2 separate regions of the Homo sapiens genome follow, and region 1 is linked to region 2. The links are chromatin loops, found by intact Hi-C in ENCODE. Cell type or tissue: sigmoid colon. All regions are shown on one strand. Each heading gives the region's core, and the rest is flanking DNA. Links, peaks and the distances in the headings are about the cores only.

Region 1 (17,020 bases), core at 3,478-11,477, 980 kb before region 2:
TGTATCTTTAGTGGAGACGGGTCATGTTGGCCAGGCTGGTCTTGAAATCCTGGACTGAAGTTATCTGCCCACCTTGGCCTCCCAAAGTGCTGGGATTACAGGCATTAGCCACTGCACCCAGCTCCCAAATTTGTTCAGGAACCCTCTTTTGGGGTCTACACTGGGACCTCTTCTGGTAACATTACCATAAGTGCCTTTTCTAGTTAGCTAACAGGAGGATAAAACAGGCCAAGCCTTCACCTATTCACGGCACATAGAACAAGAAAGAAAAAACAGTGGCCGTACAGTTTCCATTGTTCCCCCCAAATGTCTGTATGTCATTTATTACCTTGGTTTTGTTTGGCAGGGATGTTGTTGTTGCCTTTCACATGCTTTCGATCTAGACTAATCTCGGCACTCAGATGTCCCTTTGGCCTCACAGAGTAGGATGCCTGGAATCAGAACAAGCCGTGGAGTGCAAAGAAATTCCTCAGTCATGACTACATTATTTTGTTCTTCGTATCAAAAGCAAGCTAGGTGAGAGAATTCATTCATCTTTTACCACACTGCAAGGGACAGAGGCAATTTTTCTCCCAGGATTCAGGACTAAAGTAGATGATCTTCTGGACTTCTCTGTGACATTTCACTGAAATTGCATTTCACCGAAAACAAACAAGCAAACAAAAATCTTCCTTTTGAGAAGATAATCCCCAGAAGTTAAAAGAAAGAGTAGTAGTCCAGTTGGAAGTTGCAAAAAAATGTAAGTACACATGTCATTTGAAGGGGTGCTTGTGTATGTGTGTGTGTGTGTGTGTGTGTGTGGACTCTTTCAGTTGCAAGATAGAGCAACTCAACTACAAGTGGCTTAAACAAAATGGGGGTTTTATTTGTATTATAGAAAAGTCCAAGATAGATCAGTCTTCAGTCATGGCTGGATCCAGGTGCTCAGATGATGTCATATGAGTTCTTATCCCTCTCCCTCACTCATCTCTGGTTCAACATGACCACCAGCAGCCCCAGACTTACATTCTGCCAGCTAGACACATCCCTGGGGGAATGTGTGCTTCTTTCCCAGAAGTCTTTTTAAAAGTTCCAGGTTTGCATCTCAATAGCCCAAATTGGATTTAGTGTCCATCCCTACACCAATATGGGTGCCTCCAATTGGCCAGGCCTTGATCACACACTCCTGAAGCAGGGTGGGTTAAGGCAGACTCCAACCAAACTACATGGACTTTAAAAAAAAAAAAAAAGGATGATATTACCAGAAAGGAAAATGGTTTGGCAACAGCAAAGGATGCCTGTTACAGTGGAATGTGTATGTAATGGTGAAATAAATAAGAAGAAGAAAAGAAAGGCAGCTGGTAGGATGCTGGCAGAGGGCAATGAGCAGGTCTGTCCTAAGTGAACTCGGGTCGGCAGGCTTAGTTCTCAAACCGGTTGCCTTGATTAATGGTAAAAACAATAACATTTCAAGACCTGAAACACATCTCCTTAAATTTCATCAAAGTGTCCAGTAAGTGCTGATGTTTACGGATGTCACCGTCACCCAGGGTTGCTGTTTCCCCTGGACAGCCGGGTAAGCAGGCAGCTGTCTATCAGGACTAAATGAAAGAGGTTCGAAAGCCAATGCAGAAAAGTCGAGAACTTGGCTTGTGCAGTGCATCATAAAGGAAGGAGGGAAGAGGGAGAAGCCTTGGCAATTTGTTTTTAATATTTTTGCTTGTTTTGGATGCCACGAAAGCCTCATATATTGGCTCTTGACTAATAAAAACAGAGGAGAAGCCAGGCTGGAAACCTGGCTGTGTTTCCGTGCACAATTAGGTTTGTTTGTTTAGGTCTCTTTTTATTTGTTTTCAGATGACTCAGATATGAATACTGCAGGCCTTTCAAAGTGAAGTGTTCATATGTGTATTTTAGGTCTAGGGCTTCGCCAAGTGCAGAAAGACTTGGCTCCCTGAGGTTATTTTCCTATCCAGGGGTTTTTCAAACTTTCAAGTGGAGCTGAAGAATGCTGCTGCAAGCCAGGTTCTTTTTCTTAGCAGATCCCAGCTTGGGGTTGTAGGGGGGACAGGGATTGCAAACATACAAACACAAAAATCCCCAAACAGTGCACAAGGGCACCCATTGTGCTGATCCCGGCACTGCCTCTCCCTGATGGCTTTACCATCTGCATACTTCCGTCATCTCTGGAAACCTCTTCACGAGTCTGCCTCCCTTTCACCAGACAACCAAGTCCAGAGGTGGACTCTCCTTTCCTCTCTATCTGGATCTGTGTATAAACTGTTCTGCTTTCAAGATTCTCCTTTTTCATCGCTATAATTTGGAGTCTGAAGCCTCCTATAAAATGCAGAGATATTTACAATCTGGGAAGCTGCCAAGCATCTGGCTGAGCTCCTACCCCTAAGGGTGGTGTCTCCTGCAGGAATGGTTTGCTTCTGGCCAGTTGACCCAGCTTCCAGGGCCCTGGGAAGGGTCTAGGGAGAGGTTGAGCAGTAGTCTTTCTCCCCAGGATGAGCAGGATGCAAACCAGGCAATGATGAAGACCACTCTGGTCTCCTTTCTTGGAGATGAGACTTCTTTCCAGTATCCCTGCCTCTGCATTGATGAATCAGAGAATAGGGACAGCCTGAAGTGGTCCCAGCTGTGTTCAAATACTCAGGATCTATATAGGCACCAGAAGCAGGTTTCCTAAGCTCCCTGGAAGCTGGTCACAGCCTAAGAGTCTCTGACAGCCTCCCTAGCTCACAGACCACGTGAAACGGAAGACACTGACCAATGCATTAGCCAGAGAAGCACTTTCCTATGTTATTCACTCCAGCAAAACGTCTGGTAGCCAAGATTGCATTTTTCAATGCTCCTCTCCCTCTGAATTTGCCCCTCAACTCTTCTGCTTTTAAGACGCTCCTCTTTCAGTGTTGCAGCATAGAGGCTGACGCATCTGAAACTTTTAGGAGAAAGATTTATTCTGTCAGAATTCACATATTTCAGGAATGTCTTTTTTTTCCCCAAACCACTGTCTTCCAGAACTGTATCCTGGGGTCAAAGAAAAAATCGGTCCAATCTTGCACCTTCCACACCTACACTGCTGTGTCAGCACAGGCAGTGATTGGAATAATGGCCCTGTGTCATCTCAGCAGACACTGAGATAAGGATTTGAGTGCAAACAGTTTAGTCGAGCGGCGAGCCCAGGAAGCAACTCAGTGGGGAGATGACCCTGAGCGACTGGACCTCAATCCTGCTGGGGACCCTCTAAGAGGAGGAACAGTGGAATATGCCCGTGATTGTCCCACTGAGGGACAAGGAAGCTGGCTCTTAATGGTTGAGGGTTTATCTTGGCATCTTAACTCCTGGGCACTTCCAAGTACACTGCCAATCAGGGAACATCTTCAGGCAGAAGAGATGTAGAACTTTCCAGAGGCCACTTCCAGGGTAGGCTGAGGGGATTTGGGAAGGGCACCAGCCATGTCTATGGAGTCTTCTATACCCTAAGATGACATAAGGAAAGGACCAGTCATCAGAAAAAGACTGTGCAGTCCTTACTCCACCGTGCCTGCTGAGGCAGGGAAGTGGACTGCACTAGTTGAAACAACAGGGCTAGAAAGCAAAAGGTTTGAGTTCAACTCTCAGTTTGTTGTCTATTGATTTATTTAGCAAATATTCCTGGGCTGCTTGCTAGTAAGTGGCGAGTAGGGATGGTGACGGTTAAAGCTGGCGGTGAGCAAAGGTGAGATCGTAGGATCTAGAAGGCCATACTATGTTGCATAGCCAGGGCAATGAGGTATGCTTTTGATTATTATTCAGTTAATATTTATTTCATTGTTTCTTGTATCCCCCGTCTTCTTTTTAGGTTCAACTTCTTTCTGAAGATCCCCCTTTTAGTGGCTTTTCACTGATGTCTGTGAGGGGTAAACTCTCTCAGTCAAGAATGGATCCATTTTCAAGACTATTTATTCATTCATTCATTCATTCATTCATTCAGAGATAGGGTCTCACTCTGTCGCCCAGGCTGTAGTACAGTGGCACAATCATGGCTAACTTCAGCCTCCACCTCCCTGGCTCAAGCAATCCTCCCACCTTAGCCTCCTGAGTAGCTGGGACCACAGGCGCCTGCCACCATGCCCGGCTAGTTTTTTACATTTTTTGTAGAGACAAGGCCTCCCTGTGTTGCCCAGGCTGGTCTCAAACTCCTGCGCTCTAGCAGTCCTCCTTCCTTGGCCTCCCAAAGTGCTGGGATTACAGGCGTGAACCACTGCACCTGGCCTGGGTACATTTTTCTTGGGGCCTGAAACTGATGCCATTTTGGATCCTCTTTAGGAAAAATAATACAAACTATGAATATAAAATTAAGAATGAAAATATTGACAATGAGAAAAAAATCACTACAAATTATAAAGTTGGAAATGCTGACAAATAAAACAAACATAAAAAAATCCAGAAAGAATACTATTTTTTATTAATTAACTTGACTTTTTCCAACTTCTCATATTGGTGCCACTGGAGTGACGATGGTCATTTTGGAGATTTGACTAGTGGGAAGATGAGATGGTCTACATTTACTTTGGATTTCATGAGATACATTAGGTGATCTGCAGTCCTTTTCATATATAGCTCAGTTATTCAGTTATTGCTGGGTGTACAGATGTTGGAATGGCTTCCAGAAATACTCCTACCATCCACAGGCTGACTTGCCTGGCACACAGCATCAGAGATTGGATGGAGATGCAAATAATTCTACAATGTCTGGCACCAAAAATATGCGGATAGTGAAGAAACAAGATTTAAGATGTATGGAATCACAAGGTAGTCTGTAGAAAACTCTTCCACTTATCAGATATGTAAAACTGTAAGTAGAGGACTCATTCATATTCAATGCCTAGTCAAATGAAAGACTTTTTCCCACCAGAAATATATTTGAGAATGTGGTGCATACAATTATAAACACACCATAAATTTGCAGCTCATATGTGAAAGAAATTCATAAAGGTCTTCCCAAAGTCAACAACAATTCTAAACATGTATATGTTAGTACCGAAAGTGAGCTGTAAAGCTGAAAAAAATTTTTTTAACTTTCAATAACTTAAAAACAAAGTTTGATCTGCCATGTTAGAAAGAAGACTGAATTATCCTTCTATTCTCTTTATAGAAAGTGATATTACAAAATCATCATATTAAGAGATAATTAAAGGATACGTAACTAAAAATGAAAACAGTCTAAATGAAATGTAGTATCCTTGATTGGATCCTAAAACTCAGCACGTTCAGCACAATTTCTCTTGTGAGAGAGCAAAGACACATAAACAGAAATCATTGGTTGGAACTTCTGGGAAAACTTATGAAAGGAGCCAAGCCAAGACTGAAGGACACATAATCTTGCCCTTCACCTCTCCTCCTTCCTGCTGCTAGGAATGTCATTGTGATAGAGCTGCCGCAGTCATCTTGCAGCCATGAGGTGATATTAAAGGGAGAAGCCAATGTTAGAAATGGTGGAGCAGAAAGAGGAAAGGATCCTGGGTCATTGGTGATACGACGTAGCCACCATACCAACCCTGAATGGCCTATTCCAGACACGTTCAGAGAATGAATTAACTATCTCTTTTAAGCAAACCATTAATTGGGATTGCTGTTACATGTAACTGAATCTAGTCCTAACTGATAAATCACCTGACCCCATCTTGGGGATCCAGGGACAATTTCCTGCAGATCATGAAAGATAATTAGGAAATAGGTCAGGTAAAGGGTAGTAGGAGCATTAGAGGCTCCAGAGTACAGGTTTTATTTAAAGAGCAGCAGAGAGCCACTGATGGGGTTTAAGGAGAATTTCAGTATTGGATTTTAGTACTGGGAAACAACAAATATAATTATCTCATTGGTAGCTATACTGAAGAGAGGGAAAGACTGAAGTCAAGAAAACTAGGCCAAGAGGTGATGTGACAATTTATGCCAGGAATAAGATCCTGAAATAATGCTGCATAACAGTACTGAACGCCAAGGGCTGTGCCATCAGCAAGACCCGGGGGCCTATCTGGGCTTTGTCACTCATTAGCCATATGAACCTGAGCAAGTGACTTAACTTCTCGATGCCTCTGTTCCTTCCTATTTCCATGATATTTCTAAAAGAATTGAATGAGGCCGTGTGTGCACAATGCTTAGGACAGTACATGTAAGGACTCACTAAATTATTGCTGTTATTATTGTTGCTGGGCCTGTGGCAGTGAAAGACAGGTTCTAAGCAATAAGAAGAAATCAAGAGAATGCTGAGACCAGTTGGATGGAGAGAGGGGTGGATGAGACAGAAAGGAAGTAGAAATGTCTCTCGAATTTCTGTAGAAGAAACAATTTGGGGAGAAAGATAATGAGTCCAGTTTTGGACCTGTGGAGTTGGCAGTGTCTCTGGGCCATCCGCATGGAGATGATGGGTGTTCACCTGCACTGGCAGATACAGAGGGAGTGAGGATCTGAGTTGGAGATAGACTGGAGAGTCCTGGGGGTGGATGAGATCACAGGCCTAAGGTGAGTGTGGAGAATGAAAAGAAGACGGCAAAGAGGGAGCCCTGTGGGTGGTAGGGATGGATCAGAAGGAGCCAGCAAGGAACCAGAGGACGACAGGACAGAAAATCCTAAGAAAAGCCTTGGGAGTGGCCCCAGGAACTTCAAAGGAGACAGAAATTAAAGAAGTGTTAATTGCACTAAATGGAGACCTATGGCTCACGCCTATAATCCCAGTGCTTTGGGAGGCTGAGGCAGGAGGGTCACTTGTGCTCAGGATTTTGGGACCAGCCTGGGCAACATGGTGAATGGTGAATCCCCATATCTACAAAAAAAAAAAAAAAAAAAAAGCTGGGCATGGTGGTGCTCACCTGTAGTCCCAGCTACTCAGGAGATTGAGGTGGGAGGATGGCTTGAGCCCTGGAGGGAGACAGAGGTTGCAGTGAGCCAAGATCGCACCACTGCCCTCCAGCCTGGGCAACAGAGAGAAACCCTGTCTTAAAAAAAAAAAAATGCACGAAATGCTGCAGAACCGTCCAAAAAAAATCTGTGATGTGAACATTGGGCTGAAGGGCAAAGAGGTCATTGGGGACCTTGGCCCCTGCCAGCTGGAGGTTATGATGGGGCTGGAAGGCAGAGTCTGGTTGGGGACAGGGGGCAGCGGTGGGGGAAAGTAATTAGAACCAGGGATCAGGAAGAAAGCTTGTGTGAAGGTGGGAGAGAGTTCCGCAGTAGCCAGAGTTAATAAGGAGAGGAAAACGAAAGGAAAGTAAGGCGGAAGAAAATGGAAGGCAAGAAACCTAGGAAGACAAGAGCAGGCTTGATGTCCATGACAGGAACCCAAGCTGTCCCCGGGTCCTTGCCATGTGCCCAGAGTGTAGAAAATCGCCCCCCGTGGTTTGGGAAAGCCTGGCTGCCCAGCAGGGATAGGCGGAAAATTGGTGGGGAAAGTCTCCAACCTGAGCATGCATGGACAGAGCTCAGAGAATTCAATGAGGCCAGAAGGAAAGAGAATCATGGCTCCCATTTTCTGAGCACTCAACATAGCCAGGCACCTGGTGCCAAGATGTGGCAACCTACGAGGTCCTACCTATTTCACCAGTGAGCACCTGAGGCTCCATGAGGTTAAGGAACCGGCCAGCGCGGGCGGAACCAGGGCCTTCAACCCTGTCTGAGCCCACAGAGGTAATCCTTAGTCACCAAGCGCCGCTGTGTAAGGGACAAAGACCGCACAAACGGCCGGAGAAGACGCGAGAGATGTGGCCCAAAGAGAGGGGACGGGCCTGGGTGATTTTACACAGAGAGGGGACGGGCCTGGGTGATTTTACATAGAGAGGGGACGGGCCTGGGTGATTTTACATAGAGAGGGGACGGGCCTGATGATTTTATATAGAGAGGGGACGGGCCTGGGTGATTTTATATAGTGAGGGGACGGGCCTGGGTGATTTTATATAGAGAGGGGACGGGCCTGGGTGATTTTATATAGAGAGGGGACGGGCCTGGGTGATTTTACATAGAGAGGGGACGGGCCTGGTGATTTTATATAGTGAGGGGACGGGCCTGGTGATTTTACATAGAGAGAGGATGGGCCTGGGTGATTTTATATAGAGAAGGGATGGTCCTGGGTGATTTTATATAGAGAGGGGATGGGCCTGGGTGATTTTACGTGCGGATGCAGAGGAGGGGCAGCGTCGGGGCGGCGGAGTCCGACCTCGGGGGATTCACCCTGAGGGTTACAGGCAAGGCCGCTCCAGGCACGCAGCACCTGCCGGGCGCCACCCAGGAGGGGGCAGCAGCGCCATTCGCAAAGCCGGCCCGCTCCGCTCCGCTCTCAGGCTCAGGGCTGCGGAGACAGGAATCGCAGCTTCCCCTGGAAGGGGCGTCCCAGGGGACCTCCGCCAGGCCAGGGGAACCCGGCCTCCGGGCCTGGGTGAACGTGCCTTCCAGACCATCCTGGCAGGCCGCTGCTCCCTAGAGGCCTAAGGCGCTTGGGACAGCCTCCCACTCTACTCCTGAATCTCTCCTCCATCCCGGCCGGCCCCCACCCACCCCTGGTGGAACGGAGACCCCACGTCTTGCTCAGGACCTTCGCCACAAGGCCTCCCTACTCTGCCGCAGTGAGCCCTGCCAGGGAGGCAGAGCAGCAGAGCCCACCCTGCCACCGCCGCAGGGGCCCTCCCCAGGCTGGCCCTGCTGTCCCAAGGACTGATAGTCACCAGGCTGTACAAATATATCTCCTACAGCACATCGGATGCGAAGGGAAAACGGAGGATCACTATATTGCTTAGAACTAATCTGGTCTTTCTCTTCTGAGCCTCACCCACTAGTTAGTGGGATGGGAGGATAAATGAGATGTCCAATCCAGTTAAACTTTGAGCTGATATTTTAAACCCTGCAGAAAGTGCTGGGTCTTTAGGAAAAGCGCTCAGTGTCTCTGAGAGCTGCTGCTTGCTCTGTCTCTCACTGCGGAGGCAGGGATATGGGGAGCGAGGGGGCTTTCCCCGCCGTGGCAGCAGAGCAGTGGGTTCCTTGGTCCCATGAAGGTCCCTGGCTGTGTGCCAGCTGCTGCCTGCTGGTCTTTGGGGAGACGTCCTTTTGTGGCCTGTGTCGTGCTGGACCTCCTGGCCTCCAGTACTGAATGTGTGGCCCATTCTTCCAGCCCAGGCAGTGCCCCGAGTGGGCTGCAGCCCCAGAGCTCTCCCCGTATCCCCCAATGGCTCTCCAGTCTGTTCCTGGGGAGGTCCAGCCCTTGGGCGTGACCGGGCGGTCACCTTGTCTCATAACAGCAAGCTCACTGGTGGGTCCACTGGTTCCCGACTCAGCATCTGTGCCCCGTGGGACTGAAGGGAGCTCTGGGAAGCCCCCAGGCTGACCATAACGCAGCTCCTTTCCGGGGCTGCAGCCTGGGTTCTTAGGGGGCAGCTTGTGAAGTGGCTTCCTCTCGGAGTCCTGAAGGGTGACATCTCTAACGCTGTCCCTCTGCGGGCCCAGAGATGGGAAAGCCAGGTCTTCCATCAACTCTGTTGATGTCTTGGCTATTCTCAGCCAGTCCACGTCCTTCTCTTTTTAAAAGATTCCCAGGTACAGAAAAAGCACGGTGGGCTTTCCCTTGACTTCTTTCTCTCCACATTTCCTCCTTCCAGACTCCCCTGAACCCTTAGTGACTGGCTTTGGTATCCAGCTGTGTATTTTGGAAATCCCTAGCTCAGCGCTTTAGGATTCACCTTGAAATACCAAGGGAAGAGGAAGAAGAATTTGAAAAATCCCGTCTCAGAATAATGGTCTGGCCTCTCAGGCAGGAACTTTCTGCATAACCTTATTTTGAATGACCAAAGCTCAGCATTGCCTGGGTGTCTCTTGGGATTCCTCCTGTAACCGAGTTGAATCTGCCCACAATTTTCCCCTCTCCCCATCTCATCACGCCTCCTCCCCCTGCAGCCAGATATCTAGGGAGAACAGGGAGAGTGGGAACCGGAAGAGAAAGCATGTTACTGCCTTGAAATGGGATCCCCCTTCCCCTGTCTTGCAGTCTGAAGAACTCTGTTCTCATCAGGTCCAAATCACTTAGCTTTTCTTCTTTCTCTTATTGTTCTGTTAAAGCTCCAGCTATCTATCTCTACTCTCATCACTCCCCAGCACACCTCAGTCCACCCTACATACAGTATCGTCTCCAGTCCTGCACCTTCAGGTAAGGACCACGCTTTGTCTGATTCTTCGGATGCACAGCCCATGCTTTCACACTGCCATGCCATTGCTGCGCCGTGTCCCCACCTGAATTTTCTATCTTCCAGTCCTTTTTCAAGGCTCATCTCAGTATCACTTCCTATGAGAAATCTTTCTCAAGTTTACTAAGTCAGATGAGACTTCTCCCTCCTCTAACGCCTGCACCACTCTGAATCTCTCACATCCTGCCTTGTATTTAGATATGTGTGTATTTATTTCCCAGCTAGGCTGGGATCACTCACTCAGCTACATATCTTCTGTACGGTTGTGGATTAAATTAAATCAAATATGACGCTGGACATGGTGGCTCAGGCCTGTAATCCTAGCACTTTGAGAGGCCGAGGTGGGCGGATCACCTGAGGTCAGGAGTTCAAGACCAGCCTGGTTAACGTGGTGAAACCCTGTCTCTACTAAAAAAAAACACAAAAAATTAGCCGAGCATGGTGGCAGGCGCCTGTAATCCCAGCTAATCAGGAGGCTGAGGCAAGAGAATCGCTTGAGCCTGGGAGGTGGAGGTTGCAGTGAGCCGAGATGGCACCACTGCCCTCCAGCCTAGGCTACAGAGTGAGACTCCACCTAAAAAAAAAAATAATAATTAAATCGAATATGGTTATCAACAGGAATAAACCTAGATCCAGCTTTTAAGTAGGCCCAAAGCCCAGAGCACAGCACTTTACACAAATTATTGAATTTCTTTGGCCTCAGTTTCCTCCTTCGTTAAATAAATGAGTTGGTTTCCATAATGTCTTAGGTCATCTCTTTTTCTGACACTCTATATAATTTCATCCACTCTCTTCTGTGGTCTGTGCGTGCATGTGTGTGTGTGTGTAGGGAGGCAGGGCTAACTAACTGGAGAGGAAAGGTGGAGTAGTGGAATTGACACAAGCTTTAGATTCGGACAAACTTGAGTCTAAATCCAGGCTCAGGCACCCACCTGCTAGGTGACCTTGCACACTCTTACCTGCTCTGAGTTAAATGGAAAATAGGATTGTTCACCCACTCAGTAAGCATTTACTCAGTCCTGCTAAGTACACACATCGCGTTGGTTATCAGAGGATATTGAGTAAATAAGACGTGTCCCCTCTCTGTAGCAGGCCAGAGTTCCTCAGAAGGAGATAAACCTATATCACAAGTAAGTGTCATAACATGCAGAAGTACTAGATGGGAGAATGTTCCTGATACAGTGGGGCCCAAAGGAGGGAGAGACTAAATGGATAAACAGATTATAGGGACTGATCTCACTGGGAAGGTGACAGGGAAGGTTTCCCTGGAGAAGGGAGACCAGGAGGGAATACTCCTGGAACTTGTAGGTGGACGGGGAGACGCAAACCATGCCAGGTCTATTCCTGTCATCGTGAGTCTTCTTTGACCCACCTTGGTGAGGCCTAGGAATCTTGGATCCTGAATGCATTTCCAGAGAGGTGGTCACAGCTGACATCAGTCCTGTGGCTTGGCCTCTGAATCTGTTGATTCCATTCTCAAACCTCAGTTCCTTTCCTCGTTGCAGATGAGTCGCCTCCAGTGCCCGAAGCAGCCTCCTCACCCTCTGTGTATCAAGACTGACCTGTGCCCCAGCTAATCTCTTGGGGAAGAGCAGTGCCTGATATAAGGCAATTATTACCATAAGAAGTGACCCCTCCCCTAACTGCCCCCTTTACTGGGTCCAGGGGAGAAGTCTTCTGCACAGAACCCACAAGAGTTTCTACCAAGGGACCATCTGAAAAACAACTCTAGCCAAAGGAAGCTGTTCAAACACCATCCATTTTGACACTTGGCTGGATTAGCAAGCACCTCTTCCCTCAGAGAGTGGGAAAATTTCCAGAATTAGTCTGCCGGCAGAAAGGGAGGTTGAGCAAACAGGCATATTGTTTTTTCATAGCTGTCTCTCTTGCTAATGTTTGGTCAGCCAGCCGTGCATTTTTGCAGTGTTACATAGGCTTACGCTCAGCCTTCATCAGAGAACAATTAGGACGAGTGTGGGGGAGGCCACAGGGTCAGGGATGACAGATGGGCCTCCACTTAAGCAGGTTAGAAGTTCAGTTGCTCAGGAGGAAGAAGACCCATCTTTGTCTGGGGAGCACAGGGTTGGGTAGAAAGGGGAAGAATGGAAATAAGGCAGAAGGCCTCTCTTTTCTGAAATATCCCTTAGGGATAAGTCCCTATATCTTAAGCAGTTGTTTTAGTTTTCCCTGAAGAAGCATCAGCGGCCCTGGCTGAATCAAGAAGCCAGAGGCCTGGTGCCATTCTAAAATAGCAGCATTGCTATGCTTTCCAACTGAGGGATTACTCCTTGGTGAGCCAGAGAGCTTTGGAACATCGTTTGGAAGCAAAACCACATTTTTTTCAAAAAGAATTTTTTTTAAAGGAAATTTTACATGCAGTGAAGTCAAGGCTTAACTCTTGAGAGGAAGCAGTACAGGGACAGTCATTGGGTCTTTGCTGATGGAACGCTTGCTCTGAGTGGAGGGTGAGTTTTTCTTTGGTGAAAGGTCAGTTGAGGTGCCTATGAGAGGGGAGGGGCAGAGGGTACTGTTTTTTAGAAGGGTTGGTTAGGAGGAGGAAAGTACTGGTAGTTGGTAGAAAAGTACAGAAAGTAGAAAGAGAATTCTGTGAGTTAGCCTTTGCAGCATAACAAACTGCCTCGAAACTATGTGGCTGAAAACAACCATTTTATTTGCTCAGGGTTCTGTGGGTCAGGGATTGGGTTTGGGCTCAGTTAGGTGGTTCTTCTGCTCATCTCACCTGGGGGTCATTCTTCTGGCTGCAGTCATTTGACAGCTCAAAATGGGGTTGGATAGTCTAAGTTAGCCTTACTTCTCTAGCAACAGATGCTGGCTGTTAGCTGGGCCATGTGTCTCCAGAGACCAGCCTTGGCTTCTTCACATGGTGTCTGGGTTCTAAAAGCAGCAAGAGAGAGGAAAAGGCTGACCTCACAATGGTTTTTCAAGTCTTGTCTCTTGTCCTGCACCCTCAGGTAAAGGCCACACTTTGTCCCATTCCCCTGATGCACAGCACATGGGATATTTACTGTCCTATTAGCAAAAGCAAGTCGTACAAGCTCCAAGTCAATGTGGGTGGGGACTGGACAAGAGTATGGATACAGGAGGAAGCCCTGGCTCCATTGGAAGCCATCACTGTAACTGCCAACCCACAAGGGAAGTACATCTTAAATGGACTTGGACACCCTAAGCTCAGTGGGATGCAAACCATGTGAATCAGAGTTATGAGCTAAAGTTGAGGAAAAAAGACCAGAGAATCATCTTGTTGAGTTTTGGAACAAGCCAGCTCTGTCCTGGGGATGCTGGGGTAGGGAGACACTGGGATTAGTAAGACTTGAATAACTCTAGTGAGAATCATTTTTAGCATCTCATAAAATTTATAAGTGTCCTCTTCTTCCACATTTACATTTATATCCAAATAGATATGACCTGAGACTCCTCAGGCCTCCCCAGACTATAGGAAAGATGGTAGTATGGCCATAGAGTCTAAATGGAAAAGCAGACACCATTTCCAGGTTTTACAACAGAAGCAATGGTTTATGCTGGTGATGGAAGGGCAGAGGACCAAAGGGAACAGTGCAACAGCCCAGGGATGAGCAATGGCAGGAGGTCACTACTTCTCTGAGATTGGAGAGGCAAAGAGAAGACACCAACTAATAGAGTCCAGAGACCAGGGTGACATGGTACAAACTACAGTCATAATGGACCTGTCTGATGGGAGCTGGAGCCATGGAGAAGACAGAGCCACTGAGGGAGAAGCCACCCAAGACTGAGAGGGAGTAAGAGCAGAAGCCTGGCTTCTTCCTTCCTTCCAACCCCTCATCTCCTGCCAGTGCCTTTTATGGGCTGCACCTGGCCAGAACCCACTACTCTAGGAGCCTCTGAAACACAGCCTGCAAGGGTAGCCCCCTGTAATAGACAGTAGGAGCAATTCAAGGAATGGATCTGGGGCGGAGAGGCCCAGGACCAGCCCATGGAGCACATTCACAGTAATAACCCAAATATTACCCCTGCTTTATCAAGTAAGACTCTTTCCTCCCCACACAGTCCCACTGTAATTTCTGTGCATCTCTGTGGGTATTTCTTATGAGCATAAGAAAAACTTTGAGGTTGACATCCAAAAGCCATTGAGAAGGGGCGTCTCCCAGCCTGAGAATGCTGCTCTGCCCAGGCTGCTGTCTTCTGCCACCCTGAGGCTGAAAACACTGATGTGTCAATGTGGTACTGAACACTCCCACATCCTCCTTGAGACTGAACCTCACTAGCCCACTCAGAAGTGGAGAGATGCCTTTTCCACCCTGCCATTCTCTTTATAACAGTCCTTTATAAAAATAATTCATTCAGCCCCTCCTCAGACACTATCTCTGAGACCAGGTCGAGGAGCACTGTACAAGGCTGACTCCCCATTCCCCCATCTGGTAGCATCTGACCAAACCATTCCCACATCCACCTTCCACCAGCATACCTCCCTGCAAATCCACTCCTGGATGTTCACCTCCCCTTTACCAGACACATCCAGTCATACATGGATAAATCCCTGATGGGTTTGAGCTGGGACCACACACTCAAACACACATGCGTGCATGCATACATATGTACACACAAGTATGTGCTCACATCATTACTACCACAACCTCTGCAAGAGTGCACAAGAAATGAGAAAAATGATCACTGATTAACACCTCCAATGTGTCACATAGTTTATACTTAACTCCTTTACTCCTGAAGAAAACCCTACAAATAGGCCTGATTCTCATTTACAGGTGAGAAAACTGAGGTGCATATTTCTGTGACTGGCTCTAGCTTACACAGTAAAGAAACAATAAGATCAAGATCTTAAGTCAGGTCTACAGAATACCAAAATCCATATCCTTCCCCTACCACGTTGTCTTTCAACCTATATGAACAACCTATATGAACAGCATTTTATTCTTGTCTTGGCACTATTTCTTATTGTCCTAGTAAGATTGAATAAACTGTTATTTCTAAGCCTTCTTATATATTTGAGTGCCAAAGAGTACCGTCTTCTGGTGAGTGGCCCCTAGATTTCAGCTTAGAGACTACCTAAAAATAATCATAAGCAGTGTGCTGTTTCATGCTTCTATATTGTTTTCCAAAGATTTACATTGTTATTACAAGAGGGGCATACTGGAGGATAGCCCCTGGAGGTGATATCGTCTGGGATCTGGAGGCGATTGAGCATTGCTGTTGAGAACACAAACTTTGGCACTGAGCACAGCCTTGGGAAAGGAATTTTCCATGTGCACATTGTAGCTGCATTGTAGCTGGGAGTGTGGGTAATGGCCAGCACACGACTCACGGCCAAGCCAGGCCAACCCTGTAGAATCTTAGCAGCAGTATGGATTTGGAGAGGAGGGAGAGGTTGGGGAAGGCAGAGAGATTAGCCATTGCAATGAATGGTCCCCGTGAGAGGTGATGGGTGGTGATTCTCTAGTTCTGGGTCAAGGCTTCCCGTACTTGAAGGGCAAATGTGAGTAGCAGAGCTGCGGGAAATGAGGAATGCTGTTTCTAGGAAATGAATGTCCTCCTGGCATTCCCAGTCACTGTCCTTTAAGTTTGATGAGGCTGCCCCATGTTCTCAGACAACCAGGTCTGCTCTCAATAGCTGAGCCTTCAGCTACCTTGTTCACCACTTCATCCCTGGTGTCTGTGCATAGTAGGTGCTCAATAAAGACTTGCTGAATGAATGAACAAATCAAATAGATCAATTTAAGAATATATTATAAATTTCACCTGCACAAAGTCTTTCTTCTAATGACCATGTTAATACGGTGCAAGGCTGAAAACTTCAATGCATTTTATTTAGAAAATATTTTATAATATTAAGAAAACAGTATTACAGAATGATTAGGAATTGAAGGAGAAATAAATACTCATAATCACCCCTTTCCAGAGCAACTATTATTACACCATGTTTCCCTTGAATATTTGGTCAAGTGCTCCTGTAATTTTACATGTGTCCATTTATATGTGCATTTCATTTTGTTTCTTCTGTGTGTGTGTGTGAGTTTCACTGCAGGACATTGTACCATAGTATCTCCATGTCACAACCTAATCTACATAAACATTTTACATTACCTCATTGCATAGCCTTAAAGTGAGGCCTTCGCAAATTCAACTCCTGTATCATCTCTGTTTCTCTTCCAAGGACTTTTTGGAACATGCGGGAATTTCTGCTTTTCTTTTTTTTTTTTTTGAGACGGAGTCTCACTCTGTCACCCAGGCTGGAGTGCAGTGGCGCAATCTGGGCTCACTGCAACCTCCACCCCTCCAGGTTTAAGCAATTCTCTGCCTCAGCCTCCGGAGTAGCTGCTGAGATTACAGGCGCGTGCCACCATGCCCGGCTAATTTTTTTGTATTTTTAGTAGAGACGGGGTTTCACCATCTTGGCCAGGCTGGTCTTGAGCTCCTGACCTCGTGATCCACCTGCCTCGTCCTCCCAAAGTGCTGGGATTACAGGCATGAGCCACTGCACCCGGCCCATCTTTTAAACAAAACTCTCTCTTTCTATATACATTTCCTTCTGCTTCCATTCACAGCAGAACTTCTCTCAACTGTTGTCTATCTCCCATTCATGGTCTTCCCCATTCTTCTCCTCCCCTTCTCTCTTGAACTTATTCTATGCAGGTTTTTGTCCTCACCATTCCACAAACTGCTCTTGTCAAGGTCCTCAATGATGTTAATGATGCTAAACCCAATGTTCAGTTTTCAGATGTCATCTTACTTGACATCTGTCAATAGCATTTAACATCATCCCTCCCTCCCTCCTTCTTGAATCCTGTTCTTCTCTTGAGTTCCAAGAAAACTCACCT
Region 2 (8,000 bases), core at 1-8,000:
TGTTGCATTGTGAATTTTGTTTTTAATTTTGGAATCTTAAAATATATTTTTCTACGTAATTCTTTGTTTTCACACTAACTGACAGCTGTTCTATTTCTTTATCAGAAGTTTGTGTATAGTACTCTTGTTGGTTTATTCTGGCACACTATAAAGTTTATTCAAATAAGTTGGGTTTGTTCAGATCAAACATTCCTTTGCTCTTCAGTGTCCTTAGTTAGCTTTGGGGAAAATTAATCTGCGGGGTGGTGCTCGACACGCAGGATGCTCCGTAGTCGCTCGTAGCTTTGCCTCAAGGTCTTGAGTGTGAGTGTATGTGCACAATTTCATAATTACATCCTGTGTCTTTATATATCTTTAGTTTGAAAGCTCTTGCTAGTTTTTAAGTAAATCATTCCAAGAATGAATTATCTATTCCTTTTGTGTCTTTCCTTAGTGAGGCTTTCCTTATGATACTTTTTCTTAGCACTTATCACCTAACCACCAAGCATTTTTGTTTTTTCTCTGCTTATTGTCTGGCTCCATTAAAGGGCAGGTGGAAGAAATACTATGACATCGTTATACTGAAGACTATGCATAGTTTCTCATGAGAAAAATCAAGTAGACTCTCAGAATCTGTTTTCTCAAAATCTGTACATGCTCTGCAGATGTTCACTTAGCTAGTTTCTGGTGTATTCAAAGCAGTGAATTATGTAGCGGAAGTGGTAAAACAGACAATAATAGGCAGATATACTTGGAAACAGTAAGAAATAACTGGCCATAAAGAGGATGTCATGAAAAACTACAGAAAAATACAATTTTTAAAAAGTGAGTATATAGTGAAGGAGCTACAGTAGGCTCTTCTGGAAACATTAGGAGGAGGAGTAGAACGTGTATCCACCCAATTTTGGACATTTCTTTATATAATACTTCATAAATGAAATATGCATTATGGGAAAAATATGATCAGTTTTAATTTGTATATACCCTTGACTTTTTTTTCCCCCTCAGTGAGTCTGGTTTTCATAACATACAAAACTAAATATTGCAACTTAAGATATAAATAAGCCCTCTCTACCCTCCTTCACAACTTTGCTTAGTGGATTTAAGATGCACTTGAAGCTCAGCCTTCATTTTTTTTTTTTTTTTGAGACGGAGTCTCGCTCTGTTGTCAGCCTTAATTTTAATGCTAGAAATCTACTGTATTTAGACTTTGCAGTTTAAAACGATGTTTACAAAGAGCATAATTAAAATAGCTTTTTTTTTTTTTTAGTTTGGGTTCTAAAAAATATTTTAATCCTTCCTTCCTCCCTCTCTCCTTTCTTGCCTCCTTCCTTTCCTTCTTCTAGGTTCGCATGGCTCTGAAAAAGGCCGAAAAAGAATTTGAACTGAGAAGCAGTTGGTCTGTTCCAGATGCACTTCAGAAATGGCTTCAGTTAACACATGAAGTAGAAGTGCAATACTACAATATTAAAAGACAAAACGCTGAAATGCAGCTAGCTATTGCTAAAGATGAGGTACTCTCTTGTATTTCAAAATTTACTAAATTTGTTTCTTAGGCTGCATTCTTAGAGGGATTACTCAGCTGGGATACACAGATCTGAATAAAAGTTTTATTATTACAGATTCTTTTTTCAAACTGGAACTTATTGTGTAAATAGACTCTAGTAATCATAAGCTTTAAATTAAAATTACTGCATTTGGAGAAGTGTATACTTTTCAAAGTGACCTTAGTGATTTAAACATTATTCTTTTTTATCATTATCATAAAAGTTTTATACAGAGCTTTTTTCCTCTAGGTTGCTGCTTCATATCTGATTCAGGTTAGTAGTTACTGGAAATTAACTTTGACACTTAAATTGTGTGGAATGAGAATAAGTCTTAATCTGAATTCTAGCCAAAAAATTTAAAAGCTTAGTTCACTCACTAGCACCATTGTAGTATAATATAGCTAATGTTCTTCTGTTACTTTTAGTACAAGATTCGGGTCTTCCTGAACCATAGAAATAAGAGAAAAATTCTCCAGAATAAAGTTTTGAATTACATCGATTGGCTTAGGAAAGCACGTTTTCTCCCTCATCTGTTTTCTTTTTTGGAATGCAGGGATATCTTGGCTAGTAATTCTCTACTGGTTTTATGATTGCTAATATATTCAAAACCAAAACAAACTTTATTATGTTATATATACAAAAATGTCTGTATTTTTTTCAAACCTAGCCTTATTTAGTCCTTTTCGGTTTCTAGGCAGAAAAAATTAAAAAGAAGAGAAGCACAGTCTTTGGGACTCTGCACGTTGCACACAGCTCCTCCCTAGATGAGGTAGACCACAAAATTCTGGAAGCAAAGTAAGAATGTTGTTTTCACTTTTATTTGATTTATGTTTATTGTGTTAAAATGAGTAATTTGTGAACAATTTATATTTATCATTTATATAATTACATAATTTACATTAGTTTTAAGAGTGGGTTATTTCTTCTTGAAATTAGTTAATTGCCATGGTCTGTTCATGTATTGCCTTTTTTCAGTGCCATATTAAAGACCTTTTGATGCAGTAAGTAATTTCTTTATTGGCTTTTCCAGGAAAGCTCTCTCTGAGTTGACAACTTGTTTACGAGAACGACTTTTTCGCTGGCAACAAATTGAGAAGATCTGTGGCTTTCAGATAGCCCATAACTCAGGACTCCCCAGCCTGACCTCTTCCCTTTATTCTGATCACAGCTGGGTGGTGATGCCCAGAGTCTCCATTCCACCCTATCCAATTGCTGGAGGAGTTGATGACTTAGATGAAGACACACCCCCAATAGTGTCACAATTTCCCGGTAAGTGGCAATTTCAACAAAAATTGTTGGTACAGGTTTTAAAGTAATTTTCTCCTATGTCCTTTTAGGAATCATGTACTTCGAAATCTGTGAGAAAAAATTGGGTTTATCCTTCATTTTCTCTTTCTTTTTGTTAGTAATTTAAATATTTACTATTTGAGAATACCATATGCAATGCATATATCAATACTTTGTGTATATTTATATTATATATTTATACACACACTTTAAAGAAATCTGAATGCTTTATAAATTTGATTATTAAGTGTTTATTTGAGCAACTGTTATATATAACATTATATTGTTGAATATAAGACTTTTTTTAAAACATTGCTTGTAATTAAATTGAAATGAGGAGTCATATAAAAACATAATTGACAGTAAAGATAGCACACTATAAATGCCAAATCAGTGTGGGAATGAAGTGCTGAGCATTCAGGGAAAATATCCTTTCAAATGGCCGCTTAATGTATAGTAGGAATAAAAATTAGGGGAAGATCTTGGAAACAGGGATTTGAATCCTAGCTCTACCACTAACTAACTCCAGGTATGTACTTGTATTATTTTGCTGGTTTTACTTCTCTGGTTTGACAGCAGACAGTTAATGCAAGGAGAGTGAGGCGGCACTCAACTCTTAAAAGAGGCAGGAAGAGTGGACAGATTGTAAATACAGCAAAACTAGAAGTGTGTGACTGCATTCATTTCACTTGCTCCACACTGCAAGGTCATGACGGTTGCAAAGTTATGTCTAGATCTGGGCCAGCTCTGCAGTTAGAATATTCTCAGTTTGTATTTGTTTATTTGAATTATATGCACTTAAGCTTGCCAAATGCAACACTGATTCATAAGTACACGCTTTTGTTTGAAAACTATAGCTTTTAAAAGTTGAATTTCCTCCTTAAAATCCGTGTTTAATATCTGAATTGTGCATGAAAGTGCATTATCTAGATTAACTAGTTTTTTTCTTTGCTTTTTAAAAAACACTTTTTGGGTTGGGGGCAGAGGTATTGGATATCCATATGTCCGTTAAAAGGAAACAATTGTACTAAATGTGAATAATTATTCTAGTTTTAAGTGATTGTGGAATACAGGCAAATTTAAACTTTTAAATCAGAAAAAAGTACAAGAGTTGATTTTAAATTTAATGTTTTAGAAATGTTGTGATCAGGCCAGGCACGGTGGCCTGTAATCCCGGCACTTTGGGAGGCTGAGGCAGGCAGGTCACTAGGTCAGGAGTTCAAGACCAGCCTGGCCAACATGATGAAATCCTGTCTCTAGTAAAAATACAAAAATTAGCTGGGCGTGGTGGTGTGCGCCTGTAATCTCAGCTACTCGGGAGGCTGAGGCAGGAGAAACGCTTGAACCCTGGAGGCAGAGGCTGCAGTGAGCCGAGATTGTGCCACTGCACTCCAGCCTGAGCGACAGAGCAAGACTCAGTCTCAAAAAAGAAAAAGAAAGAAATGCTGTGATCAGATTTATTATCTCTAAAAAATAACTCATGTCAAAGATTACAATTTGAGAGCTCTGCCTCCACCCAGTGGCACCACAGAGGTACTCCACTCTGCTTAGTTACAAAAGCCTAATTTCTGGACCTGATAAATGGGAAACTCTCGGCAATAGAAGTCTAGGGAAGGACGAAGGCTCTTCATTTCTATACCCTCCTGAGCAGTTAAAATTTTTTTTTTACCATGGATATGTGTAAATTTTACAAGTTTGAAATAATGACAAGGAAACATGCCTGTAGTATGTTAAGAACAAAGTAAAAGGTTGTAACAATATACACAGAATAATATTGTCTATGTGTAATTATATGGAAAGAAAAAACACAGAAAATATCAATGGTTAGCTCTGTGTAGATAGGGGAATGGGTGTTGTTTTCCTATTACTTTTTAAAATGTCTTTTCCTATTCTTAAATATCTGCTAAATGCTTTCCTTGGTGAGAATGTGATAACAATTTATTTAAACTTTCCTATAAAGCCATCCACACACACTTAAAGTGACTGAAAATAATATGCCCACCTACCAAAAAGATAAACAGGTTTTAACATTTTTCTTTATCTTTTTCTCTGAAATAAACTATTACAAATACACTTAAACCACATTGCCTACCCTTCCCCACTGTTTTAAAGTTGTGACTTATGCTAAAGCCTGTTGTACTTTTATTACATACATATATATCCATAACATTATATACAATGGTTGCGTGTTTAGAAGTGTATATAAATGTTATCAAACTAGGTGATATTTTACAACTCTTTTTGCTCAAAAGTTATGTTTCAAAATTTTTTCATGTTTATGTAGAGATGAATTAAAGTCACTGCTTAATGAGTTAACCATAACTTATATGTTTATTTATTGTATTTAAAAATCCATAGTTTATCCGTTTTTCTACTTTCTACTTTCTTGGCCCTTACAAACAATGTGCAACAAGCATCTTTACCTGTATTTCCTTGTGCATAACTTTGAGAGTTTCTCTGTGTGGACACCTAGAAACGGACTGCTGGGTCATTGGGAAGGCACCTTTTACTAGTCATTGTCAAGTTGCTCTCAAAATAGTTTACATACCCACTGTTTTATAAGGGTGCCTGTGTGCCTGTATCCTCATCAGTACTTGGAATAACCTGATTTACTTGTTTTGCAACTCGAATGCGTATGAAATGATACCTCACAATTATGAAAATTTTTATTTCCTTGATGACTGTTGAGGTTGAGTACCATTTCCTTTATTGGCATTTGTTGTTCAGATTTCTTCCTGAGTTGCTTGTTCTTGCTGTGGAATCCCTGCAAGATTCCATACTGATGTGGAAGTGTTCTTTCTATTTTCTGGTTATTTGAGAGTTGCAAATATCTTCTAAACTTTGGCTTTTTGAATGGCAAATTGTGAATCTGATTTGTGTTTTTTATGTCTTTTTCAACAGATGATAGGTTGTTGTTTGCTCTCCTTAGAGTTTTTAAGTTTTTCTTTAATCCATTAGCCCTTTAATCCACCTAGAAGTTATTTTTGTTCATAGTGTGAAGTTGGAATCTAAATATATCTCTTGATATACGGGTAAACAGTTGTCTCAGCTTCATTCCTGTTCTATCCTTGCTGACTTATAATACCACTTCTCTCCATAGATACATAAGTGCTCCCAGCTCTCCCATTTTGTTTCACTGGCCCTATTCTGCTTTAGTTTCTAGAGTTTTATAAAAAGTTTTGATATTTGATAAGACCAAGTCTTCCTTTATTGTTCAAATTCAGAATTTCTACCCTTAACTAATCTTCTGAATTTTAAGATCAGCTTATGAAATTCCATGAAAGGTTCCATTGGGTTTAAAAAATTTTTTTTTGAATTTGTGAATTTATTTGTGGAGAATTATTAATCAATTCCATTTATCGAGATCTTTTCTATCTTTAAGTAAAATTGATAATTTATTTTCTCTGTGCAGGTCTTGCTTTTTTTAAAAAAAGATTAATTTTAGGTACCTTAATAAATTTTTGGTAGGTATATATGTTACCTTTCTTATAAAACTGTATTTCAGATTGCTTGTTGCTGATGAGGAAATGCCGTTGGATTTGGTGTGCTGAATACAGAATACCAAATACAGAAACATATATTTAAGTATTTTATGGTAGTCTTGGATTTTTCATGTTAATACTAGTAGATTTTTTCCTCTTTATTGCCCAAGCTAAGACCTCCAGTAAAATATTGAATGAAAATGGTGACTGCAGGCAATAGGGATTGCCATTTCTGACTTTAAAGAGAATGCTGCCAGAATTTCACCAGGAAGTATTTTTTTTAATGTTTTTGGTAGATTACTTTTAAGTTAAGGAAAGTCATTTCTATTTCTGTCTTGCTAAGAATGGTTTTTTTTGGTTAATCAGTGGATATTAAATTTTACCAAATTATTTTTCTGCGTAATTTGAAGTGATCATTCGTTTTTTATTCTGCTGAATTTTAATCTGTTTAAATAAATCCTTTAAGTGTCAGTGAAACTATATTTGTCACAATGTACAATTTTTAGAATGAGTTGCGTTTGGTTCGTTATTTAGGATTTTTGCATCTTTAATCACACATTGGATTAGCCAGTAATTTTTCTTCCTGACACTATCTTAGATTTTGGTATCAAGATTATATTAACATCATAAAATAAATGAAAGAGTAGTCCCCCTCTGCCCATATATGTGGTTTTGCTTTTCATGGTTTCTAGTTACCTGTGGTCAACTGTGGTCTGAAAATAGTGAGTAGAGTACAATAAGGTATTTCGAGGTGGGGGTGGGGGGAAACCGCATTTACATAACTTTTATTACAGTATATTATTATAATTGTTCTTTTTTATTATCTGTTATTAATCTCTTGCTGTGCTTAATTTATAAATTAAACTTTATTATAGGTATGTATGCATAGGAAAAACATAGTGTGTATAGAGTTTGGGACTATCCATGGTTTCAGGCATCCACTGGGGTCTTAGAATCTATCTGCCAAGGATAAGGGGGAATACTATACTCCTTATTCTTTCATTCCATTCTTTTCTACTTTTAGAGAGGCAGCAATATAAAGTAGGGTTAAGATGTGGAATTCTGGAACAAGATTGCTTGGGTTTGATTCTTTGTTCACCTTGTAGTAATTCTATTACCTTTTACTCAGGACACTGAGTGGGAGGCACTCTCCTGAGTTTCAGCTTCCTTTTCTGTGAAATGTAGCCTACCTTGTGGAGATATGTCAAAATTTAAATTAAGTAATACCTGTAAAACACTTGGAACCAGCCCCTGGGTGGGCTACAATAATCACCCATTAAATGGTATGATTTTATTCTGTACCTTGAAATAGTCTAAGGTATGGATTATTTGTTCTTTGAGGATTTTAAATACATTGCCTATGGATTGACCTTGATGTATATATGTTTTGGCAAGGAACAGAGTTTTAAACTATAGTATTAATTTAACTTCTTTAATGATTAAAAGTGTAGATTTGTGAAGTTACATGTTTCTAGAATATTGTGTTTTATCTGAGTTTTAAAATTTATTGGCTTTAAGTTGTTTATACTGTTTTATATGATGTAAAAAATCTCAGTTACATCTTTAAATTTTTTTGTTCCTAATAATTACTTATCTGTATCTTCTTTTGTGTCCTTTATCAGGCTGACAGTTTGTCTATTTTATTTCACTCTTGTCGAAATCCTGTTTGTTTTGTTAATATTGTCTGTTTATTTCTGCTCTTTTA

What was found. Hi-C counts contacts between places; a loop is a spot of excess contacts. Peaks named below come from ENCODE experiments on the same cell type or tissue, not always from the same donor. Only the 100,000 strongest peaks of a DNase experiment are listed, where the experiment ranks them.
Region 1: a loop joins it to region 2, with 6 times the contacts of the local background. A loop is called at or near these places in 8 of 110 quality-filtered maps.

The regions. Positions count from the first base shown.
Region 1 is chr4:26,020,669-26,037,688 of GRCh38, forward strand. It overlaps LOC124900689 (a long non-coding RNA gene), which reads left to right and starts at 529. Exons shown (of 2, transcript XR_007058093.1): 1 at 529-739; 2 at 3,827-4,413. RefSeq lists enhancers at 8,716-9,297, 9,298-9,880. In sigmoid colon, for the core only: CTCF peaks have their summits at 8,248 (motif pointing right) and 8,450 (motif pointing left); DNase peaks (open chromatin) are centred at 8,263 and 9,091; H3K4me3 peaks cover 508 bases; H3K27ac peaks cover 27 bases.
Region 2 is chr4:27,006,208-27,014,207 of GRCh38, forward strand. It overlaps STIM2 (stromal interaction molecule 2), which reads left to right. Exons shown (of 12, transcript NM_020860.4): 8 at 1,326-1,493; 9 at 2,221-2,321; 10 at 2,557-2,795. Among named protein-coding and RNA genes, the nearest start is that of STIM2, 150 kb to the left of the region's middle. In sigmoid colon, for the core only: a CTCF peak has its summit at 4,335 (motif pointing left); a DNase peak (open chromatin) is centred at 4,344; H3K4me3 peaks cover 372 bases.